Linked DNA regions of Homo sapiens: region 1 is linked to region 2. Evidence: chromatin loops called from intact Hi-C (ENCODE). Cell type or tissue: gastrocnemius medialis. All regions are shown on one strand. Links, peaks and the distances in the headings refer to the core of each region. The heading gives the core; the rest is flanking DNA.

The links. Peaks named below come from ENCODE experiments on the same cell type or tissue, not always from the same donor. Only the 100,000 strongest peaks of a DNase experiment are listed, where the experiment ranks them.
Region 1: it touches region 2 in a loop (3-fold over the local background); 7 of 110 quality-filtered maps call a loop at or near these places.

What each region holds. Positions count from the first base shown.
Region 1 is chr15:78,200,692-78,212,520 of GRCh38, forward strand. It overlaps ACSBG1 (acyl-CoA synthetase bubblegum family member 1), which reads right to left. Exons shown (of 14, transcript NM_015162.5): 2 at 7,311-7,411. Among named protein-coding and RNA genes, the nearest start is that of ACSBG1, 28 kb to the right of the region's middle. RefSeq lists an enhancer at 7,250-7,761. In gastrocnemius medialis, for the core only: no CTCF peak of the experiment used is centred there; DNase peaks (open chromatin) are centred at 2,770, 4,310, 4,530 and 6,191; H3K27ac peaks cover 4,766 bases.
Region 2 is chr15:77,994,981-78,006,809 of GRCh38, forward strand. It overlaps TBC1D2B (TBC1 domain family member 2B), which reads right to left. Exons shown (of 13, transcript NM_144572.2): 11 at 8,325-8,510; 12 at 6,639-6,760; 13 at 5-3,375. The coding sequence ends at 3,180. Among named protein-coding and RNA genes, the nearest start is that of TBC1D2B, 77 kb to the right of the region's middle. In gastrocnemius medialis, for the core only: a CTCF peak has its summit at 5,232; DNase peaks (open chromatin) are centred at 5,291 and 8,621; H3K27ac peaks cover 1,573 bases.

The DNA.
Region 1 (11,829 bases), core at 1,449-9,448, 210 kb after region 2:
AGGACTATCATGCCTCCCGCCAAGTCCTGTGACAGGTTCAGGCTGGGTGACCTTGGGCAGCCATGACCTCCAGCCACCGGCCTTTTCCCACACTCCTGAGACTCCCAGAGTGACCTTGCTAAATCCAGGTCTGACCTGCTCAAAAGCCCCCGATGGCTCTCATTGACCACAGGGAGACGTCTATACCAGGGCTTCTAAGGCAGGCCCTCCCCAAGGGGCTCGCTTACCTTTCCCAGCCTCAACATACACCTTTCCTTACAGCCAACCTGAACTGCTCCCAGTTCCCTTTGGTTCCCCGTCTCTGTGCCTTTGCCTGTGCTGCGACTCTGCCTGCAATGCCCTTCCCTCCATCACATGCCCACACTTTACCGCTCTTCAAGGACCACGTGTTGCCTCCTCACTAAAGACTCCCATCCTGAGCCTAATGGAGGATGGGGTCATGGTCGGGGCTGCCTCTCCCACCACCCTGGAGCTCTGGAAGTCAGATTCCCTCCTCTCTGGGTCCTGGCTACCAGCAGCAACCCGGCCTCCAGCAGAGGCCAGGGGCCTCTTCTTTGGGGAAGAATGAGCTGAACTCTGCCCCACCCTAGTCCCAGGAGGGCTGGAGACCCAGTGACTGTGTGTCTAGAGGACTCAGGCCTTCATCTCTCCCCCACCTCACCCTTGCCCCCCAGGGAGGCCAATGAGGACACAGGACACATTGTGCTTAAGCACAGAGACAGGCTCACAGAGCGGGTATCTACCCAAGCAGGACACGCCAGCCTCCTTTCCCATCTTGCACCCCTGAGAGACTTAGGTAGGGCCTGCCCTGCTCATTGTCCTTCTGACCTGGGCCCACCACAGCTCAGTGGCCTCAGCCTTGGGTGCCAGCTGCCAAGCTCACTCCTGCCCTTCAGAGCTGAAAGAAGGGAAGACAGATGCATCTTCTAGCCTGGGGTGTGCAATCCTCCCCCTTCTTCTCATGTCCATGTGTTCCCACCCGTGGGCTCTGCTCACACCGTGTCCTCTGCCAATCTCCCTCTCTATAGAAGAAGAAGTCTCTGGACAATGAGTTAGAAGGGCTGGGCCTGGGTTTTAGCTACTGGCAAGGTACGCCAAATGCAAGGCAGAACGGTCAGAAGGGGTTGCCCACAGCTGTTGAGCCTTGGACATTGGCCCTGCGACCCCGACAACATGCATGAGACCGGAGCTGCAAGCCCTGGCCAGAGGCTCATGAAGTTGCTGTGCAGGAGCACTGCTCAGTGGGAGTGCTCCCTGTAGGTGGTGACAGAAAATTAGAGTCTCTCCTGCAGAGTTTGGAAGCCACTTGCAGAGATCAGGATGGCTGAGCTGAGACAATGGGGTGGTGGAAGTCACAGCATAGTGAGTGGAGTGCACAGAAGCAGGTGGCGGCAGTAGGGCAGGGAGAAACTGAATTGCAGCAATGCTGGTTGTCACCTGAGCAGGGAGCCAGGAAGGTCCATTCTTCCCATTCCCTGCTAGGCTTTTTCTTTTTACTTTTATGTTCTTTCCTATTATTATTATTATTATTACTATTTGAGACAGAGTCTTGCTCTGTCACCAGGCTGGAGTGCTGTGGCACTATCTCGGCTCACTGCAACCCCTGCCTCCTGGGTTCAAGCGATTCCCCCGCCTCAGCCTCCCGAGTAGCTGGGACTACAGGTGCGTGACACCACGCCCAGCTAATTTTTTGTATTTTAGTAGAGACGGGGTATCACTATGTTGGCCAGGCTGGTCTCGATCTCCTGACCTCATGATCTGCCCACCTCAGCCTCCCAAAGTGGTAGGATTACAGGCGTGAGCCACCACTCCCGGCCTCCTCCTAGCCTCTTTCTAAGCTTCTTTTCTTCCCTGCCTTTCCTCACAATAACCCACATCTCCTGAAGCCATCTGAACTCATCTCCTAACCTCCCTCTCTCCCTAGGTTTCTCCTAAAAGGAAAGAACTTGAAGCAGCAAAAATACAATCAGGCAAACAGACAATATCCACTGTCTGGAAGGTGCAGTGCAGTGCAGAACATGAACTGGTACAGCTTTGTTGGGGGCAACTGGCAATATATATCCAAAGGCTTGAAACAGAAACATCCTTGCACTTAGCAATCATACTTTCTGGAAGTTACTCAAGGGAAGCAATCAGAGACATGTACAGCGAGAATGTGGAGATGGATATCCATACAGCAACGTGTCTATTAGCAAAGCCATTGGAAACAACCCGAATGTCCAACAGGGGACTGGTCTCTTATTCAGTTCATTATGGTAGAGCCGTATCATGGATTCCCATGCAGCCATTAAAATAAAGTACAAAAAGAATATTTAATGACATATGGAAATGTTCACAGTATAACATCAAGTGAAAAGGGGAGCAAAAAAGGGCATACAGAAATGCATAGACCACACTGAAAAGATCTGTATCGAGAGACTTAGGAAATCAGGATGACTGCCAGTCCTTAAAGTAGTCCTCATCTCCCCTTTGTGCTCCACCAACAGGGCACAACCATCAGCTCTGTCCCATGCCCAAACTAAGATCAGTGCAACCATCAGCTCTGTCCCATGCCCAAACTAAGATCACTGCTGTAGTAACAGCCAAGAACGGGGCCAGGACACAATCAAGGTCTCTGTTGCCCAGCAAGGCACCCAGATCCCAACAGGAGCTGACTCCAAAAGGCAACCAACGACTAGATCTACAGCGCAGTGGAGAACCCAGAAAGCTCGCTGCCTGCTGCCAATGCAGCACCACCAGCACACTGCCCGCCCACCAAGTGCCAAGTCAGCTGAGAGCTGGGGGGTAGGCTTTCCCAGGCAAGGTTGGCACTCTCTGCCGCCTCCCTCTCCCTCTGCCGCTTCCTCCCTCTGCCACTTGTCTTGGCCTGACCCTGGCTTGTATCTTATCAATCCACCCTTTATGCTGGGGGCCACTGGGCAGGCAGGGAGCTGTGTTCTCTGGGGTTCTGGAATAAAGGCGTCTAAAGAGCAAAGGCAGTCACTCAATTAGCCGGGAAGGAAAACAACACAAGAGCAGAGAGCGGGAGGCTGGGGCTGTTTTCCGTGGTCTGTGGGAAAGGCTGCAGGAAAGTAGCTTCTTGTGCAGATGGAGGAATAACTGGTGTTGAGGAAGAGGTGGGTCTCAGGCCTAGGACAGATCTCTCTCCGAGAACGGTCCTGCAGGGCACTGACCCCAGAGGCCCTCCTCCAAAGGCCAGGCAGGAACCAGCCCCAGGAGGGCCCCTCTCTCCAACACGGGACCCTGTGCTGAGGGCCAGCCCAATGCAAGGCACTCTCAGGGATACAGAAGAGGAAGAGGCCACATTGGCCCCAGGACATGAAGAGAGATAAGGACAAGACCTAGCACAGAAGGGTCTGTCAGCTGTTCAGTAGTTCCTCTGTGTCTGAGGGGAGAGGGCCCCTGCAGCTGCCACTCCCGGCCTTCTCAATGGGGACTGAAGAGCTCTGAGTTCTGGCCACCACAGCAGAATGACCCTGGGCCTCAGTTTCCCCATCTGAATTACAATTGGGGTAGACAAGATGTTCTCTATACGCTTCTCCACAGTCATTGTTTTAGCTTTTTAAAATTGCCTCTAGGATTCCACTTGTCCAGGCCTGGACCACCGGGGTAAGGGACCTGAGATGGGCTTTACCTGCCCCTGTAAAGGTGAGCATGCTCAGGAGATGTGCAGGAGACCTCAGGCTGGGTCTCCATCCACTGGAGAGAAGCCGGGTCTGAGCAAGAACCCGGGCATCCCAGCCAGAAGCCCTGGGCTGGCCTGCCCCAGACCTGCCCCACATGGCAGGGTCCTAGGAGGGGACACCCAGGCAGTGTCTGAGGCTGTCCAGGCAGGGGCTGGGTGGGTGCCTTGACCCCTGCGGAAAATGTTTCTCTGAGGACCCCCAGAGGTTCCACTCATTTTGGCTGGCAGGGCCGGGATTACCTGTTTCCATATCATGGAGAAGGAATCACTGGCACTCATTTCCTCTGACCCTTGGAAAGCCTTTCCTGCCGGCCCCCATCGGAGGCTGCGGGGACAGGCAGGTCCTCTTGCCTTCCACTGTCCCAACGGCCTCCTCCTGCTACCCGGCCTCAAACTGTGAGCTTCTTGAGGACAAGCATTGTATCAGGCCTCTTTCTGGCTCCCTAGCGCATAGCTCCAGCCTGAAACACCACCCCTTGCAACATTTGGGAAGGGTGGGAGTGACGAACCGAGGGAGGCCCAGCAAATCCCTTGACCCACAAAGGGCTTCACTGGACTGGAGACAAGTGGGGCTGAGCACCTAGCTTCCCAATTGCAAAAGCTCCTTAGTGGGTGTGGGAGTTTCCTAGGGAGAAAGCGGGTGGGGAGCCAGCCCTGGCCAGCACCTCCAGCAGTTTCATCCCCAGCAGCTGCTCACCCCGGGTGCCCTCCCCTCTCTGTGGTCTCGATGCTGCCCTTCTCCTGCTGGGCTTCAAGCTCTATCTAGAAAGGCCTAGAAAGTAAAAAGTAATGTGTCTCCAGGGCCCAGTACAAGGCTGCCTTTGTGTGAAGGTCAGATTCCAGTGTCTCGGTGGCCTGACTTCGCACAGCTGCTTCCTGGGAGTACAGCCATCTGGAGAGCTCAGAGCTCAGCCTGGGGACCAGAGCTCAGGACCTCAAACTTTTTGGGACCTCAAAGAGATCTGGGAGCCTCCGAGGGCTCCAGAGTGAACCCTGATTCCTGTGTACAAGACTCAAAGAGCTCCCCAGAGGGGCTGCCAGTGTCTGCAGTTAGATGAAAGGGAGGCAGGGGCTGGCCAGACTTGTGGGGGCCAGACCTGGAAGACCAGACTGCATGATGCTATCTAGGTCCCAAAGAGGCAGTGTGGCCAGTTAAGAGTTCCACCTCTTACCAGCTGTGTGACTCTGAGAAAATCACTAACCCTCTCTGAGCTCCATTTCCTCTACCAAATAGGAGTGATAGATTTGTTTTCCCTGCTACTGATATGAAGATAAAAGGAAAGAATACAAGAAAGTCCCTTAGCACAGGGCTTGATTCTTCTTATTCAGGGCACAACTGTGTGAGGAAGGAGGACTTTCAGCTCTCCTAATCCCACGAATCCCTCCTCCCCAGCAGTCTTTGATAGGGATAGTTGGCTTTTCCCAATCTTATCAAAAATGCTTTGTGAAAGGGCAGCTTCAAGACCCCTCCCAATCTGTGCCAGCCCCAATCCCCCTTCTTGTACAGAGACTAGAGCCCAGGGCTCCCAAGCTTCTAGGGAGTCAATGAGAAAGAGTCCAAGCTCCGCTCCAGGCCTGGCACGCGGTGGACACGCCATCCATGAGAATCTGGAACTCACCCACGCTGTAGCGCAGAGGCTCCCCCTCCACCCCCAAGGACACCAGGGCTGCAGGACAGGGTGCTGGGCAGAGCATGGCCCCCGAGCCAGGTCTGTGGGAGCCCATGATGCCTGCTTAGCACTGCCCTGGGAAGCACCTGGGGTCCCTCGGTGGCCTCCGCTCTGGGCGCCTGCTGACAACCATGGTGCCTCCTTAGCCCCTCCCAAACCTCCCCTTTCTCTTTGTCACCAGCCCTGGAAGCTGAACTCCCAAGGGCAGAGCACTCAGTCCAGACCTCTAGGCCTAGAGGGAGCTTGAGGTTCTGAGGACAGCCACAGGTCCTTCTAATGCAAGAGGCCCACCTTGCCCCCACAGCTCCCAGAGGGAGCCCTCCTTCCTCAGCCTGTCCCTGCCCTTTACAGAGGACCTGTCTGCCCTCAGACTGGGGGTTCTTTGAGGGCAGGAAAGAAGATTGTCCGTCTCAGTCTCCTTCACAGCCCAGTGCACAGGGTGGAGGATCCTGGGGCACGCCCACCTTGGCCGTCCCTGCCAGTTTCCCAAAGTCCTGATACACTAGATCGTGATGGCCTTGTCACCTCCCTTACAGTTGCCCACCCAGGCCCTGCCTCGCCATTAAACTCAGGGCCTTCTCCCTGTCCCTCATCTGGCCCCTGGCTGCTCAGATGCCTCTACTCCAGCCCTGTCTGAAGGGACCCTCTCTGGGACTCCCTACCCTGCTTGTTTAAAACCTGCCCATGCTGCGTGTCTACTGCTGCACGGCTGCCAGACGACAGCCATTCAGATGAAGCCATTGAGGCCCGCAGGGCTGGGGATTATGTGTTTCTCCCTCGGGATGCCAGATGCTTTTCTGGGGCTCCAAGGGACACGGAGCCTCCCCCACAAATGGCTCCCTTCCTGCCCCTTGAATTGCAGGAATGCCTGTGCCATCACTCATACTCAGGACTTGCTGAGCTCCACGGTTTTGCTGTGGCCCAGGCCCCTGGTGCCAACACCTGCTCTTTGAGCACCCCAGAGAAGGGATTATAAAGTCTGGGGTGTCTGAGCCTAAGCCAGTTGGTGGGACCTGCCCTAGGTGGCTCAGCAAGTCAGCAAGATGCCTTGGAATCCTGGGAGGATGAACGTGGGAGGCTCCCGGGACCAAGCTGTCCCTGTTCCTGGCCTCTCTCCGGTGTCTTTCAAACCATTCTCAGAAACCAGTTGGTCCTCTTCTTGGCCCAGTCCCTTCTCCTTTATCTCTGAGGTGAGGGCAGGGGGCATGAGAGGAAACACCCACCCCCACAGCTCAGGCCAGATCCCTGCCAAAGCCACCCAAGACACTCGGCCTGGGAGAGCGGCAGCTGGTCTGGCAGCAGTGACCCTCTGTGCTGGGTATCTATTGTTTTCTTTTTGTTTTTAAATTTCTGTTGTTGCTACAATGTTGTTGTGCAGCCAATAAAAGTGCACAAAAGATGTATTATTATTATTATTATCATTTTGATGACTCTTCAGAGTCAGAGTAAATAACTCTGCCTTCCTTAAGGCACAATTATTTGATGGTGGAGATCAAGAAGATAACATGTAATGTTTCAAGCCTCCAAAACAAACCTTTCTAGCCTGCACCCGTCTGCCTGCCCCTTGCCCCAGTTAACCAGGCCAAAAATCCCAAGGCATTGCTTATCTGGGCTTTCTCCTGTCCCTCAGCAACCCTTTGCTGGAGCCCCAAGTTCCCAAGGCCTGGGCCCAGATGATGTCCTACCTGTCTCTCTATCTCTGGCCTCTCTTCTTCCCAGCTTTCTTGAAGAAGAAATCTCCCCATCCCTCATTCCTTTCCATCACGCCTGGCCCTGATGGCAGCCATGAAGGAAGGGGCTTGGTGGGGTCCCTGGGAGCGTGGAACCAGCAAGATCCCCAGCTGCTCCTTCCCGCAGTTCTGTGTGGTGGTCCCCCACACCACCCACCCCTCCAGCACACCCAGCACAGCACAGTTTCCCGCCCTGCCCCACCCTACCACCCCCAGCTGGCTTACCTGGAGCATCCCACTGGGCATTATTCACCTTCTCTGGCACTGAGAGCTCGAGAGCATGGTTCAGGGACTCTTTGGAGAGTGGCTGCCTGTCAGTCAGTGAGCTGGGGTGGTGAGGGGACCAGGAAAAACATTCATTAGAACGTGGGGGACCGGCCTGGGCTTAGGGACTCCGGCCTGGCACACATCTCAGCACCCCCAGGGGGACACTGGCACCTCTGTCTCCTGCAAATGCTGGGGCCATCCACAGAGGAGAACCCAGTGGGAGTCAGGGGACAAGACCTCAGTGGTTGTAGGGGCTGACCCTGCCCCCACCCAGCCTCCCTCCAGGCTCTAAGGGCTCAGGAGAAAGGGAATTCAAGGCCTTCTGTGCTCTACTTTGTGGTGTGACCCTGGGCAAGTTCATGCCTCTCTCGGGGTCTCAGCACCCCACCTGGATGAGGACGGGGCTAAGGTCCGCACTGGAGGATTCTGAATGCCACTCCTGGAGAGGGCAGACTTTTGGGGCGGGGGTTCCCCCATCTGTCACTCCCTGTACCCACCAGTCCCCAGCCATGCCCAGAAACTGAGTGGAGCTGCAGGTACTCATAGGGCTCTCAGGGGTCCTATTCCGGCCCCCCAGTGAGGGCCTCCCCTCTTCCATGTGCTTGTGGGTGCACCATGCACCCCATGTCTGTTCACTCCATGGAGAAGACAGACATAGACGGGTCCAGGGAGACCTGAGGCCCAGGGCCTGACCCAGATCCCCCTCGCCTCCCAGGCTCGGTGACCCTGGCTAAAGGGTCTCCCCTTCTGGCCAACCCAAGTTTCATGGGTTTCTGGGCTTTCATTATCCTTTCAGCCTGACTGCCCTTCAGCACCATTTTTCCTCAGAGTTCACCTGGCCAGACCTCAACCTCCTAGATGGCTGAGCAGCTGGATTTCAGTACACACTTTAGGACTGCAACAGGATTATAGAACTCCAGAGACACATTTCACAGTCAACAACTACGTAAACAGAATCCACTGGAGTTGTGCAGCATGCAACCTGTGCAGCTGGTCATGGTGTCCCTGAGGGTAGGACCCTGGCTCCAGGGAGCCCTGTCTGTCAGTTAGGGTGGGGCTAGCCCCATCCCTGCCCAGTTCCCAGGAAGCCGGGCCAATTACCTGCTTCTCACATTCAGCCTCACTCCTTGTCGGCACTGCAGGTTCCGAACAAAACTAAGTTTGTGAACACACCTAGGCCCACCTGGCAGCCATCTGCTTAAGAACCTGAGATAGGTTTTAAAGCGAAAGATATCAGAAGGTTATGAAGGGAGGGGGACGGGGAGAAGGGGGATGACTGGGGAACCAAGGTGGCGCCGTTCTTGCGAAATTTGTGAGCAAGGCCTGGGCCACAGGCCTGGAGCAGCCCTTCCATTGCTATGGCGACCCACTCCAGGGAGGTTGTGGAAAAACTGAAGAGATGGCAACGTGTGCTTCCGGGGCGAGGCCTCCTGTGCCGGGCAGACAGAGGCGTGTGAATGCTGCAGAACTCGTCCTACTGACTTTGGATCCTTGGTTACAGCTCTCTGGGATAGCCAGGTAGAAGCTGCCTCCACTTTGGGCCGCAATGTTACCAAATGGCCCCTGAGCTCTGGGTTCAGGCAGCGACGGCAAACGAGGGACACGTACACTGCTAGGCTCAGAGGCCTGCACTGTGATCATCTGGGGAAGACTGTGAACTTGGTTGATGTCCCTGCCCCATCTCAGCCTGTGTTCTCAGAGGACGGTGGACAGCACCCCAGGTTAGAGTTAGCAGCTCTAATCAGCCTCTGAGATCACCAGCTGGGCGGCCACCTCCACATTAGCCAGGCAGGAGGCTGTCCTTGGCTGTAATGTCCCACCATCTGAACTGCTTCCTCACAAACAAACCTGTTTTTAAATCCTCCTAATCAAAAGGTATGGGCAGCACTTCTCTCCCCACAGAAAATTAGTGTAAACTGGTTCTGGTTTTAAAATAGCTACACAAAGACTAAATGAAAAGACAGCCACCAAAGGAAGCCAAGGGTCAAGCGTACTTATCGTGATTAGAACCTTCTGTTTATAGGGACGATGAGGCTGTTGGCAGCACCTTCTTGCTGCGGGTGGGTGCCTTTTCCTGGAGGGGCAGCACCCAGTGCAGTGTCAAATTTCTTGTTGCTCAGACACTGATCTTGTCCAGCAACCATGGTCAATGAGAGGGTGGACCGTGGCCCTCTGCCAGCATCAGTTTAACAAGAACACCTTCCTTATCCCTGTGGCTGGCTCAAGGCACTGATTCAACTCTCTATGCCCTATGCTTACAGAATTTGGGGCGCATGATTAAAAGAATGTCAAAACCTAATTCTCCAAATGAATTAAGCCTGATCTTTTCCTCACTAGGGGCTTTGAGAGGTGGTCCCTTTGAAGAGATGTCATCCGAAATAGAATGTGCTAAACCTCCAGTAACTTCCTGCTCACACAGAGTTATAACCAGTAACAGGCTTTCCTGACCTGACTTGTCACACAGAAACAAGTGAAACTGCTCGGGCCATCTGCCTCTCCTCATTGTGAGTGCTGTCTCACACTCGTTGTTGTTCGTAATGGTCGTCTTTCAGTTTTTATTTTGTATGTATGTATTTATTTATATTTTGCAGACAGGGCCTTGCTCTGTTACCCAGGCTGGAGTGCAGGGGCACAATCACCACTCACTGCAACCTCAAACTCCTAGGCTCAAGCAATCCTCTCATCTCAGCTTCCTGAGTAGCTGGGACTACAGGACAGCACCACAAAACCTGGCTAATTTTTGTATTTTTTGTAGAGACAGGGTCTTGCTATGTTGCCAGGCCTGGTCTCCAACTCCTGGGCTCAAGCGATCCTCTAGCCTTGGCCTCCTAAAGTACTGGGATTATAGGCGCAAGTCACCATGCTCGGCCATTTTTTAGTTTTTAATCCTCTCCTCTGTGACTAGCAGTCACTTCTTGCTACTTTCAGTGTGCTGGCTTCTAGCAATTCATCTCACTCCTACATTGCCATTTCTTTTTGTAGCAGAATAGAAAACAAAACAGCCAAGCTCGTTAGAACTTAGGTTACATTGGGGGACAAGTTCCACAATGGAACCTATCATGTTTTCTTTGAAGAAAAGAAGCTAAGGTTTGGGAAGCTGCCCCTACTCTGTCTTAACTCCTCAAAAGCATTTTGGGCCCTTCTCCTGATTCTTGCTGCTATTCCAGGAAGGACAGGTGGCTGTAAATGATCCTACAGGTGAGTTGATATTACTGTCATTGTGATCATCATGAGCACGCCGAAGGCGATTAACATATTATTCCTGTCATTCTGGAAAATTATGCTCCTTCTGGAAGGCAATACTCCAGAGGTTGGCGGAAGTCACCTAACATGATTAATGACAATAATGGTGGAAGAACGGCCTGAGGAGGCTGACTGGCTTCTGTCTGCATTTTGAATTCCCAGGAGGAAGAAGAGCTTACAAGGTTGGCCCTTTTCACTCGTCTTTGAGGACGAGAACAAGGATTCATTCTCTGACCTCAGCTCACATAAGCACACTTTAAGCTCATCGCCTTGCTCTCCTTTCACAGAAAACAAAAACACTTTATCAGCAGCTACCCAGCAGCATGGGAACAAGAAAACAAAGGGCGTGTTTGAGCAAATATGATGTAAGATGTGTGGGGGGCAGAGGAGCCTGGGAGCGTCTGCACTGCGCCTTTCTCTTAACCATCTCTTGGTGGATTGGTGTCTCCTTACTCCTTCTACCTTGCCAGAGGAGCTGATGGGAACCATTTGCACACAGAGCCTCCCAAGCCTCCTTCAACTCCTCCTGCAGGAAGCCCTCCTAGATTTCCCCAACACCCTCTCACCCCTGTGGCCCTTGGATACTCAGGTTTGGGCTTTGATGGTCACACATGGCTTGACAGCTGGGGCCGCTTCTGATTCAGCTCTGTCCTCTGGCCATGAGTACTTACTGTTGGAGCTCAGTACATGTTGGTTGGACCTAAACCTTCTCAAGTTGTCACTATGTGTGTGACACATAAGTTGAGGAGGACCCTCATTTCCCATGTGAACGCTTCACGGATGAGGATCCGTTTCCCATTTATTTCTGTTACCCTTTCTTCTCACTCAGCCTTCAGCAGCCAGGCCACTGTTGTGTATGAAGTAGGTGCTCAATGAACGCTTTCTTGAAACAGGATAGCATCAAAGTTCACCAGTCTGTCTGCCTGCTTGGGCACAACTCACTTTACTAGCTATGTGGCCGAGTCACGGTTCCTCTCTGGCCCTCGGTTTTCTGCCCGTATCCTGTGGCTACTGCAAGGAGAAGGTGATATATAAGAAGTGCTTAGTACGTAGTCAGCTCTCATCATTATTACGCATGAGCTCTCATGGATCTTTGGGGGCTCAAGAAGAAAAGGATAACTTGGCAAGATTGAGAGGGTGACCAGCAGAATGAAAAAAACCCTAAACCCAAGTCTGGGGGTCCAGGTTGCGTGCCAACTACTTTCCCTGGGAGACTGGCTGCGGGGCAGGAGGC
Region 2 (11,829 bases), core at 1,162-9,161:
AGAATATTATACAAATTAGTAGTTTATTTCTTCCTTTAGTATTACAGTTCCAAAACGTAACTTGAAGGTCAGCACAGGAGCTGCTGTGATATAAAAGGAGAGAGTCACCTGGCGCCCCCTGCAGTCCTCCAGTTGCCCAGCAGCAGTGGGACGTTCAGTGGCACACAGTGGGTCTCTGTATGGCCTCCCACCTGCAAGGACTTCCCCGGGCAGGCCCAGCTGCCCAGAAGCCCCGGAACACACAGGAAGACAACACTATAGGATGGCAGGTGGGGATCTGTGCAATACAAACATGTAGCTAGAAAACCCAACCGAGGATCTGTCTAGAATACTTCCGATATCAATATACCGTAGTTGAAACCAGAACCGTCTCCAGCTGTCAGCAGTCTTGGCGGCTACTGTACAGCTGTCAGCATGACTACAGGCAGCGCCCGAGGCTATCTGGGGTAAGAAGTGGGCCTGCACATCACATCGGTGAGTCAGTGAGAGTCAGGGCCAGAGGGAAAAGCAACTCGGAGGCTGAGGCTGGCACAGATACACACAAGGGAGTCACACACATAACATAATAACTTGTTATATAAAATAGATATGTGGAATCTAGAAACACCTTGAGAAAATAGCCTATAAAAATATAAACTGTAGTGAGAGTGTACAAAAGTATTAACAGAGGTTCAACCCATAAAAAACCCCATCCATTTAAAAGTTGGCAATTCCTAGCAGGTGTTGGGAGGGAGCTCCCCTCGGTCCTGGTGCGCACGTTTGGACAGGCCTTTGGGTTTCCCAGCTGGCAGGGTCCCCCTTGCAGGGGCCACGGGCTGGGTGTTGGGGTGAAGGTTCAGAGGAGGAACAGCAGCTTGGGGCAGCCCCTGTCAGAAGGGCCCCCTGCCATGGCAGCCAGTGGAGGCCAGGGACCTTCAGGGCACTGGAGGGGACAGAGCAGCTCTTTCCTCAGTGACCCGAGGGAGGGGAAGTGTTAGCGCAAAAGAGTGGGGCCCACAGTCCTGGAAGGAGGAGTTGGCTCCGTCCCGTTCCCAAACTTTAACCAGGCGGAGCCGCCCTCTCTTGCCTTCTGGACACGCATCACTTGATTCCAGGCAGGAGAACCTCTGAGAAAGTGTCCCCAGTCCCTTTCCTCCAGGAACTCTCCTGCTGTCGCACACACACACTGCCCGGCAGCTGCTGACAACTGCCTGGAAACACTAACATACCACCGTGGGTTGCAGCCACGACGGGCCCCTGGTCAGGTGCATCTCTCAGGGCAAACTGGACAACACGAGCCTGTCCCTAAAGGCAGCTCTTAGCCCCAGGACATGGCAGTGTGTGCTGGCATGTTCCAGGGGCCATTGGCTCGGAAAGTAAAACCTCAGGGCCCAGCCCCATTCCTGCTGCACCTCCTCAGCAGCCGCCCCCCAGGCTGACAGCTGTCGTTTCACGATGGGCTGAGGGGTGGGGGGGGTTCCAACACTTGATTCGAGCAGACTGCAACGCCCAGCTCACAGGACAACTGAAGGAGTCAGACCTCAAACTGCTGCTCTCAAAGACAAAGACAATGACAAAACCCATTTTTGATGCCTGAAAAGAGGCAAAGGCTTCTGGCTAAATATAGAGGCCAGCTCCGTCTACCCAGTGAAACATTAGTGGAGTTGGTTAAAGACACGAAGCCGGAGCTCACTCTAGCATGTGCTGAAACACCAACTTTGCCGTGGCATTGCCAAAAAGTTGACAGCAAAAAATAGGAAAAATACTTCTTAAAACTGCATTGCTTCAATTCTTAGTCTCAGTGTGTTCACAACAAAGGATGATTTCCAGTTTTTTTCGGGTAATATGAAACATTCCACTGAGATCATTTATCTTGTATTTTCATAACACTGTGCCAGAAAACATCCTCTCACATCTACGCATCAGGGATGGTCTAGAGCGATTAAGCAAAAACAAGCTCCTTGCTCAAAGCCTCTCCCCAGCCTTCAGAAAGGCAGTCCTCTGAGTTCCCAGAAACTGCTGTGTCAGAGGCAACAGTGCCCCTGCATCCTGGCAGAGAACAAGGATGTTCCAGGCAGTGGTGGGGTGGGCACACATCTGGGAGAGCTCACCCAAGCCTGCCCCAAGCAAAAAAGTTTCCCAGCCCCAGGCACTGGCAGCCGGCCTCCTGCACAACCCAGGCAGGTGGAGACACCAGGAGCACTGGCCATCCCCAAGGAGGCCATGGTTTTCAGCTGTCCAAGAGCGTTCACGCTGCGGCTGCACCACTGCCCTGCAAAGCACCCCCGAAAACATTCCTCCATCCCCTCAACCAAGGCCAGCCCAGGCGTGGGCCTGCTTTGCAATATGACGGTCCACTGTTTACTTGGAATCCCATCCCATCGTACTTGGTGAATGATTTCCACAAGTCAAGAAGGGCATTCCACAGAATCTCACAGAGCCATGCCTGGCACGGGGCAAGCTGGGGACAGAGCAGCCCAGTGATCTGCAAACACAGGCTGGCCATGAGAAGTGAGGGTGGGTGTCTGGGCAGCCAGGCCCTCCCCATGCAGGCTGGAAGACACTGATGGAAGGGTTGCGTGTGGAAGAGCAAAGGCTATTCTAGAAATGGGGCATGGCTGGCAGCTTAAAGCCACTGGTGGGAGGTTCACAGGCTTTCCTACAGTGGCCATTTCTGAACAAGGGATGTGCCTGCTTTTCTAAGGCAGCCCCTTTTCATACCAACCTTATGCCTGAGGCAGCAACCCTCTGGCCTACAGGTGCCTAAAGCACAGCTGGCATCCTTTATAGCACTGCCATTCAAAACCACACACCACTGCCCACTATGTACAGGAGAGAGAATATGGGGAGATGCCCAGCAAAGCAAGGTTTCAGAGGGTCAGAGCACCGACAGGCTGACGGAGGCTGGAAACAGGCTCTTGCAAATAGCCACTGGTAAGCCTGAGGATCCACCAACCAGGCAGAAAGCGTGACTGAGATACGTGTAACCAAAAGCATGGCACGGAAATGGTTGTAAACAGATTAGACCTCCCACCCCTGCCCCCCGCACAGTGGGAAATGAGGAAGGGCAGCCTGGCTTGGGACATCTGCCCAGCAGATCCCCAGAGGACACACACGTTACATTCTGGCTTTTAAGTGCACTTTCACCCTTTGGGCACACTTTGGTTGTGAAGGAAGGAAGAGCAGCATCCCGAGCCCACTCAGGTATCCTCCTCCTCGTCACTGACCAGCTCACCCTTGTCAGGGCTGGTGTCCCGCTCACGCAGGAAGTCCTCACGGATGGCCTCCAGCTCGGTCAGCTCCAGCCGGACTTTCTCCAAGTGGTAGGCGCGTCGGTTCCGGATCTGGCGTAGGGGGAAAGGGTTCAGGTCCCCAAAGGAGATACTGATCAGCTTCCTGGCAGGACGCAGGGGAGAGACAAGAGAATCAGCGGCGCTCCAGAGAGTGCTCACACACAGCCCTCACAGGCATAGCAGGTGGCCTGGGGCAGGGTGGGAAGAGCGCTGGCCAGGCTTGGGGCCTGATGTAGGGGATGAGGCCCACCTTCTGTAGAGAGGTGACAAAGCACAATGGCCCAGCCAGGGGCAGGCTCAGAATGACGACCTGGACTCCAGCTCTGCCACATGCTTGCTGTGTGACTGAAGTCACCCCCCTTTTCTGGCCTCTGATCTTCATCTGCACACTGGGGTAAGAGTAGTGCCACCTCCTAGGGTGTGGGATTACTCGTGTTCCCACACATAAGCCCTGAGAAGAGCTCCCGGCACTTGCATGGTGATGGCAGGTATGTCTTCATCCTTGGGCGGGCATGAGGCCTGGCACCGGGCACGAGTCCGGGACGTCTGTGTCCCAGGACTCATTGACTGGGAATGAACACAGGCCCAGGCAGTCCTGGCGATGACTGTCAGACCCAGTTGGCAATGTGACAAGTGTCCAGATGCAGTCTACAGAGAAATGTGCAGCTTGTGGGTTTCACATCCCCAGGTCAAGGCTCCAATTTTCAATAAAAATGTTAAGGTTATGATCCACTTGCTCCTAACCACTGGTCAGTGGCTTAATAAAAACAAGACCAAAAGCTGTCCTGAGGCCTGGCTATGGATTTGTAGCACTAATGGGTCAGCCACACTGGTCTCTGGGGATCACAAAATAGGCCAGTTCCTAGGGCCACCTTCTTCCCCTCTCTGGATTCTGCCAGGCCCCAAATGCTTTGTATCCACCAACATGGGCTCATGCGCTTCCCTGTCAACCAAAGGCCCAACAGACTCACCAGCCCCAGGAAAAGCTGTGATGAAACAGAAATGCCCCGAAGGACTTCCTGCCTGTCCCCATCAGAGCAGGCCATTTGCTCCTGCTGCCGTCGGCTGCGTGGGCTCCTTTTAACACAAGGCACACACGAGGGTGCAACCTTTTATGTTTCAAAACACCCACTACTACCTGGACATGCTTAACTCTCGTCCAGAGGCTTAAGGTCAGAAAGGCCAGCTTTATTTAAATTCTGAATTCCCCAGTGTGTGTTCTGGAACACGGGAGCACCAGAGAACAGAGAACGCCCAAGCACAGGGGTCCCCGCGTGTGGATTTCTCGGGTTCCGCCTCCTGCCTGGCTCTGCAGACCAGGCTGCCAGCCCCAGCAGGCGGGAGGAGGCTCCGTGTGAATGGGGCACAGGGTCCCCACCACCAGTCCTTTCTCCCCAACAGCTGTCAGCTCACAGCCCCCACAAACCCCAAACCTACGGCGCCCAACCCTCCTGTGCTGCAGAACACGAGCCCGAAGTATAATTCTTCATTTGTTCCTCAGTCAGGAGCTGACAGAGGCCCCTCGGCCCAGGCTGGCACCCGGGACGCCAGACCCCACCTCTGCCTCAGGCCTGGAAGGTTCCTCTGGGAAATGAGAAGGTGCCCCATGGTCAGCTAAATTTGGGAGACGATGCTCAGCGCCTTAAAAGGCTCCTAGAAGTCCTGCTGCAGAACATGGTTCAATCCTGTGTAACTCCCGTCTCCTGAATGCAGCTGACCACACAACTCCCTCCCTGTGTTTCTGAAGGCCGATCGCTGTGCTGCAGGACTGGCCTCCTTGCAACCACTAGTCTGGGGAGCTCATTAAAACACTGAGGCTCTAGCCCAGAGGCGGATTATGGGCCCTTGCAGTCTTGATAACAGCGGGGAGCCTGCCGCCGCCTTGGCACTCCTTAAAGCACCTGTTGGTGTGGCGACCCTGCTTTCTAAAGCAAGCTGCAGGGGAGACCGTACCGCGAGCCACTCAGAAGGAGGCGCTGCAGGACCATGCAAGGCCCAGCAGTGTGGGAGGGGCCAGGTTGGCCTGCGGTGCCAGGGAAGGGCGGGCACTCACCAGAGCCACGCCCACTCACCTCCGCTCCTCCTGGCAGCGCCTGGGACCCAGTACAGAACTGAGGGCAGCGGCGCTCCCAACACAGCCCTAGCTGTTGGCATGGGCGAGCTCACTCCCTGTCACTCTCGGCAATCCTGACCCAACACGAGATGAACAGAAACCCTCCAGGCTCACCGCAGGACTCAGAATCAAACTTTCCCCAGCAAATATGATTCCCATATCCCTCCTCATTTGGCAGAAATCAGGGCACTGTTGTTGGTGCTATTAGTAAGCCTGAAACTATTACAAACCCACTCCCCAATAAAAGACTCTAAAAATAGCGACGACCTCCAGGAAGCCTGGCATGGCCTCAGCCAGCACCTCAGCTCCCATTGTCCAAATCGGCTCTCAGGGTCAGAGCAGCCAACAGCTGCAGTCCAGGGGACATACAGACGAGGATGGCCCAGAACAGGCAATGACTGTGTGGTCAGGGAGGGTTCCCGAACACCTGGCCTCCCAGGCCAGAAACTCAGGGGTCCTCCAAGTCAAATTCCTCCCTCCCTCTCTTCAATCTACCCCCCTTCTCCATCTGTGGGACCACCTACCTCCAGGCCACCACCTCTCCCCCTAGAGCCCTCTAACAGCCACCAGTCCTGCCCCAATCTGACCTGTCTGTCTCTTGCCTAACCCTGCAGGACTTCCCAGCACTCAGGATGAAGCCTCAAGTCCTGAGAGAAGTCTGCAATCACCCTGACAGCCCAGCTCTGCTATGGCCCAGCCACACTGGCACCAGCCGGGCTGAGCTGCCTCCACACTTCCCCAAACACACGTGCCCCACAGCTCTGCGCCACCACTCCTGAAGGACCCCCTGTCCCCATACTGTTTCCTTGCTGCCCCTTGCCCAGCTTATTTGGCCTTTCTCCGGCCTGGGATCCCTCTACCACAGCATGGATCAAACGATGCGCAACAGTGTCCCCAGCAAGGTCTTCCAGGACAGGCCTTACTCTCCATCTGTCATCCTCAGTGCCCAGCACAGACCCTACCACAAAGCAGGTACTCAGTAAATGCTTTCTAGACAAATGAAACTATTGCTGTTCGTTGTTGGGATTTATGTTTGTAGGATAAAGGACAGAATCCTCATCTCAGTTCCTCCTAGGTAAGGCTACTTGGGGCTCACACCCCTTGCTCTCTTTTCCCTGGAAAGCAATGCCCTCTCCAACACTGTACACCGGGGATGGCTCTGAGTTGGAAGACAGCAAGGACAGGCTGCTCTCAAGGAGGCAGGGGTCAGGCTTCCTGCTCTCCTTGACATCTGAGAACTCCCCAGGACTCACCTAGCATCAAGGATAGTGCGAGTGAAGTAGCGGAGATACTTAAATATAGACATCGAATCTTGCAATTTCAAAATCTCCTCTTCCTTGTACTTAAAAAGTGCCAGAGCAAAACGGAAAATAACCTGTGGAATAAACAGGGAAATCTGTTAGTGGAAAAACCCTGTGGGTCCAGGCACAAGGCTGGACTCCAGGGGGGTGCTGGCCCTACTGGGGACAGGGGGACATGGCTTGCACGGTCCCCGCCCTGGGGAAAGACTATTGACCTGAGGGGCAATTTTCACTGGCTAGGCCAAGACTCCTTTATTACAGGAAAATAAACCCTGCTGGTTTTCAACAACACATCAGCCCAAACCAAAAATCTCCTTATAGGAGATCTTTGTGGAATCCTTTCATACTCAGAAAACACTTCTAGTCAATAAAGCATAAAGAACAAACATAAGGAATCATTTTAAAATAAAACCAAAATCAAGGTTTTCTGATTCTGAAACTCTTAGAAAGTCCCACCTACAGAGGCTGTTTCCATCTCAACTGGTGCACTTTTGAAGATAGCGAAGGAGTTTTTTTTAAATTTTATTTTTATTTTTGAGATACAGTCTTGCTCTGCCACCCAGGCTGGAATGCAGCAGTGCAATCTTGGCTCACTGCAACCTCTGCCTCCCAGGTTCAAGTGATTCTCCTGCCTCAGCCTCCTGAGTAGCTGGGACTACAGGCGCCCGCCACCACACCCAGCTATTTGTGTATTTTGAGTACAGATGGGGTTTCACCATGTTAGCCACGATGGTCTCCATCTCCTGACCTCATGATCCACCCACCTCGGCCTCCCAAAGTGCTAGGATTACAAGTGTCAGCCACTGTGCCTGGCCTTTCTTTTTTTTTTTTTTAATTTGTGTTTGGGGTACATTAGAGGTTAGAGGGAATGGACTCCTGGTAGTCTTGCAAGTTCAAGCAGCTTTGGAACAAACTGCTTTCCCCATATCTAAGGGCCTGTACTTTCTCTAATTTAGTTTGTTTTCTGGGTCTTGCTGTGTTGCCCAGGCTATATTTTAACTCCTCAGCTCAAATGATCCTCCTACCTCAGCCTCCCAAGTAGCTGAGACAATTGGCACATGCCACTGTGCCCGGCTAAGGTAAAGAATAAATTGAGAAGAGTAACTAGAAGACTAGGGAGGGGCCTCCACTCCATTACAAACACCTGTTTATACAATTAGGGTTTAATATGTAAATATATTCCTTATTCAAAAACTGATTTTTAAAAAACATACAACAGAGCGGGTGGGAGGCTCATGGGCAGTAAGGCTCTGAAGTTGGCTCCCCCAAGTTAGTCCCCCTCATTAGCCCCCCTAATCCCCTGCTTATTAGATCTCTGGGCCTCCATCTCCTCCTCCATATGATGGGGTAACACCACCAGCCATTTGACAGATGGTGAGGCTCAGGCTCAAACTGTAAGCCATAGCTCCCAGCGCCTATCACAGGGCTTGATGTGGGTTGAATGTTTCTGATACATGAACAAATGACTGTGGTTTCCTGATACCCTGGACCCAGATCTAGTGCAGGCCGTGCTGAGATCCCTTGGGCACCATGGTAACCCTCATAAGTTCCAGGTGAGCCAGCCGCTCTACCGCCACCAACGCTGCTGACGGTTGTCAAGTGTGTATATCTGAAAATAGCTGAGCTGAGCTAACTCACCTTTGGTCCTTCATAAAGGAAAGAGTCCCATATTTTAAAGAGGATGTCACTAACGACACTATCCACAAATACCACCAGAAACCAGTTGAAAGTGATGAGAGTGTAGTCGACTTTGTACTGTTCAAAGTGGCCATGCAACCGAGGCAGCTTCTCACTCATAAGGTCTCTGAACACCCGCTGGTCCACCTGGAGAGGGAACAAAGGGGAGAAGTGTATCAGGCCTGCCAGGTCACCGGGTAAGCAGACGAGCAGACGCGCAACCTGAGAGCCTGGGGGTGGAGCCCAAGTGACAGCAGCACAACTGTTCCAAATGCACCGTGGGGCCCATCACGGAGCCAGACTACTATGTTCCAGCAGCGCTGACCTCGTGCACTGCAGGTACACACCGAGTGTCCGCTGAACAGCATGCTTTCCACAGGGCATGGGAGTAGGGGAGTCTGTAACCTGAAACCAACTCCTGCACTCAAAATGCCCTGGGAAATAGGCCACTGCAAGCAGCAGGTAGGACAGTCAGCCTTGCCAATCCACAAGTAAATACGTGAGATGTTGACACAAAGGGCCACAAACTAGAATCCTGGGCAGATGGGGATTCTGCTTCCAAAAAGGAAGCAGCATCACCACATCCATTCAACAAACATTTGCTGGGCTGCATGTGCAGTGGGGGTGGCGAGGACTCCGGCGTCACATGAACCTGAGTCTGAATCTCAGCTCTACCACTTACTAGCTGGGTGGCTTTTAGCAAATTATGCTCTAAACGGCTCTGTGCCTCATCTGGAAAATAGTTAATTACCTCTCTCTTACTGGACTACTGTGAGGATTAAATGAGGCTTATATAAACTACCTGCGCACGACAGACGAGCAATACCTGGTTACTGCCACTCTGTGTCAGGCACGGGGCCAGTGCTGGGCAGAGCGTTGAATAAAGTTCAACCCTGACCTCAAGGAGTTAAAAGATGAGAAGGGAAGGCCAGACACGTGGACCATCCTAACCATGGCCAGGCCCTGGTAACGATGTGTTCATACAGCCCTGTGGAACCATGGACAGGTCCCCGCCAAGCACTGAGGAGAAACCGCTCCTACAGCTAGAGCTCAGGCTTCCAGGCAGGAGGGCTGGGAGGTGAGGCAGCACAGCCAGGCAGAAGCTGGCCACAGACACCCCTGCGTCACACTGAGGAGTCAAGACGCTATCCTGTCAGCCAGGGGCTTTCCTAGCCAGGGGCTTTCCTCACAAAAAAACATGCATCTTCAACCATCACCCACTCCACGTGAACCGGTATGCACGTGTACAAAACAGAAACAAATGTTTCACAAAACAATACTTAATCTCACACAGTGGACTACACTTTGATGCTTTTAATTCTAATCAATTGGACAATTGGATTTTATGGGAAAAAAATAAAAATAAAAACCTAGTACCAACCTACTAAACCAATTTCTCTATCCATAGTGTAAAAAACAACTATAGTCATCCCTTGGTGTATACACAAAAAGCTGGCCCTCCGTATAAGAGGGTTTCACATCCTGTGAATACTGTATTTTCAATCTGTGTGTAGTTGAAAAAATCCACATGTAAGTGGACCCATGCAGTTCAAACCCACGTTGTTCAAGGGTTAACTGTACATATTTTCCTATACTTCATGCCCAGCCAGGAGCTGCCTTTCAGGAGCTGTAAAGTGGCAAGGGAGATGGACGGCTCACTGTAAGACCAGCTAATGATGATGTAATTCATTCAGCCTGGAGTATCCAGCTGCAGACGTCCAAGAGGGAGGGGCATATCAGCTGGCCCTGACATGGGAGAAGATCCTTGTACACATCTCTTCTCCCAACTAGGAGGCAGACTGTGCCTCACTCTTAAGGCTGCTCGGGTGCTTGGCGGAGGGCTGGTGTGGAGCAGGCTGCCAGGAAACGCTTGCTCTGGCCTCTGTTCAAGCTCCCTCCTCCACTGAGCTCTGGAGGACATGGAATGACTGTGTCATTCATCTCTGTGTCCTCAGCACCTAGCAAGGTCCTGGCACAGAACATGCACTCAAAGCATGGAATGAATGGAAAAGCTGACAAGCATGTGGACTGCAGTAGCAGTGGGCACGGGGCTCGGGCACTTGGTTCTGGCAGGAGGCAGTTTGACAGTGATTGGCAAAGCCCAGTGCTCAGGGTTGACAGCACACTCAAAGCTATCCGCATTTTAAGAGCCACCTTACGCAATGGCCATCGATAAGTGGGAGGATAATTAAACACATTCTAGCACCCACCTGATGGAATATTAGGCCACCAAATAGGATGGGTACACAGTATAAAATGACATGGGAAAATGCTCATGCTATAATGTGAACAAGCCAGGATACACTGTGCTCTCAATTTGGATACCTATGTGAACTAGGGGGAGAAAAGCAAAAGGAAATACATCAAAATGCTAACCACGGTTCTCCAGTTGGTAGAATAACAGGCAATTTTCATTTTCTTCTTAACATCTTTCTATACTGCCTGACTTCTGTTTAGTGATCATCTATTACTTGTATAGTCAGGGGGGAAAAAGTCTCCTTAGATTTTACATTTATGTTTATGTGACAATGTGATGCAAATTTTATCTTAAATCCAGACATTTAAAATAGGTCTTCCCCTATAACAATACTACCAACTTTTATTGAGTTTTTACAATGTTCTAAGCATTACATTCAACTTTTTTTAATGCATCATCTCAATTCAACCTCAAAAGTCTATGTGAGGGGGGTATTACTCTCATCTTACATATGGGGAAACTGAGGCACAGAGATGTTAAATGATGTGTCCAAGCTCCACAGCTCACAGGAGGTAGGGCCTGGGTTGTGATCTACTACATGTGACCCTCCCCCCAAGTTCCTAACCAATGTGCTTGACCACACCTCAATGGAATTAAGAAAGATCAATGCTTCATTTTTCTTATTCTGAAACATTGAGTCATTTGATATTTTAAATTTGAGTCTTTGAAAGCTATTAGCTTTCAGGTGCCCATGAACACACAAAACTTTCTTTACTGACCCTCTAATCCCACCCGACTGACTGCTGCCTCTTCCTGTTGCTGTTCATTTCCTACACACCAACGCAACAGAACAATACATTTCTTGGGTAATTAGCAAGTGAAGCAATCACAGGGAGACCAGATGAGCTTCTCCTGGGATCCACTGACATCTGAGAAACTGGGACAGGGACCTGAAGGGGGCAGCTGTGGCGAAAGCCCACCCTCTGGGAAGGTGAGAGCTCCAGCTCTCTTGCCATCCTCCTGTGATGTTCTAGGAGGCCGTGGGCACAGACAGGCAAGTTTAGGCCCAGAGTTGCAGAGGCCTGAGTTCAAACCCCAGCTCAGCCCCTCATCGGTGGCACCTCAGGCAAATTGCTTATTAGTGTCTTCGGCTCCCAGTTTTCTCCCAAGTCAAATAGGGATACTGATGGCTCAAGCGTGCAGGCTCTGTGCAGTTGTACAGCTGCTGGCACGGGGCCAGGGCTCAGTAAATGCCAACTCTCTTTCCCT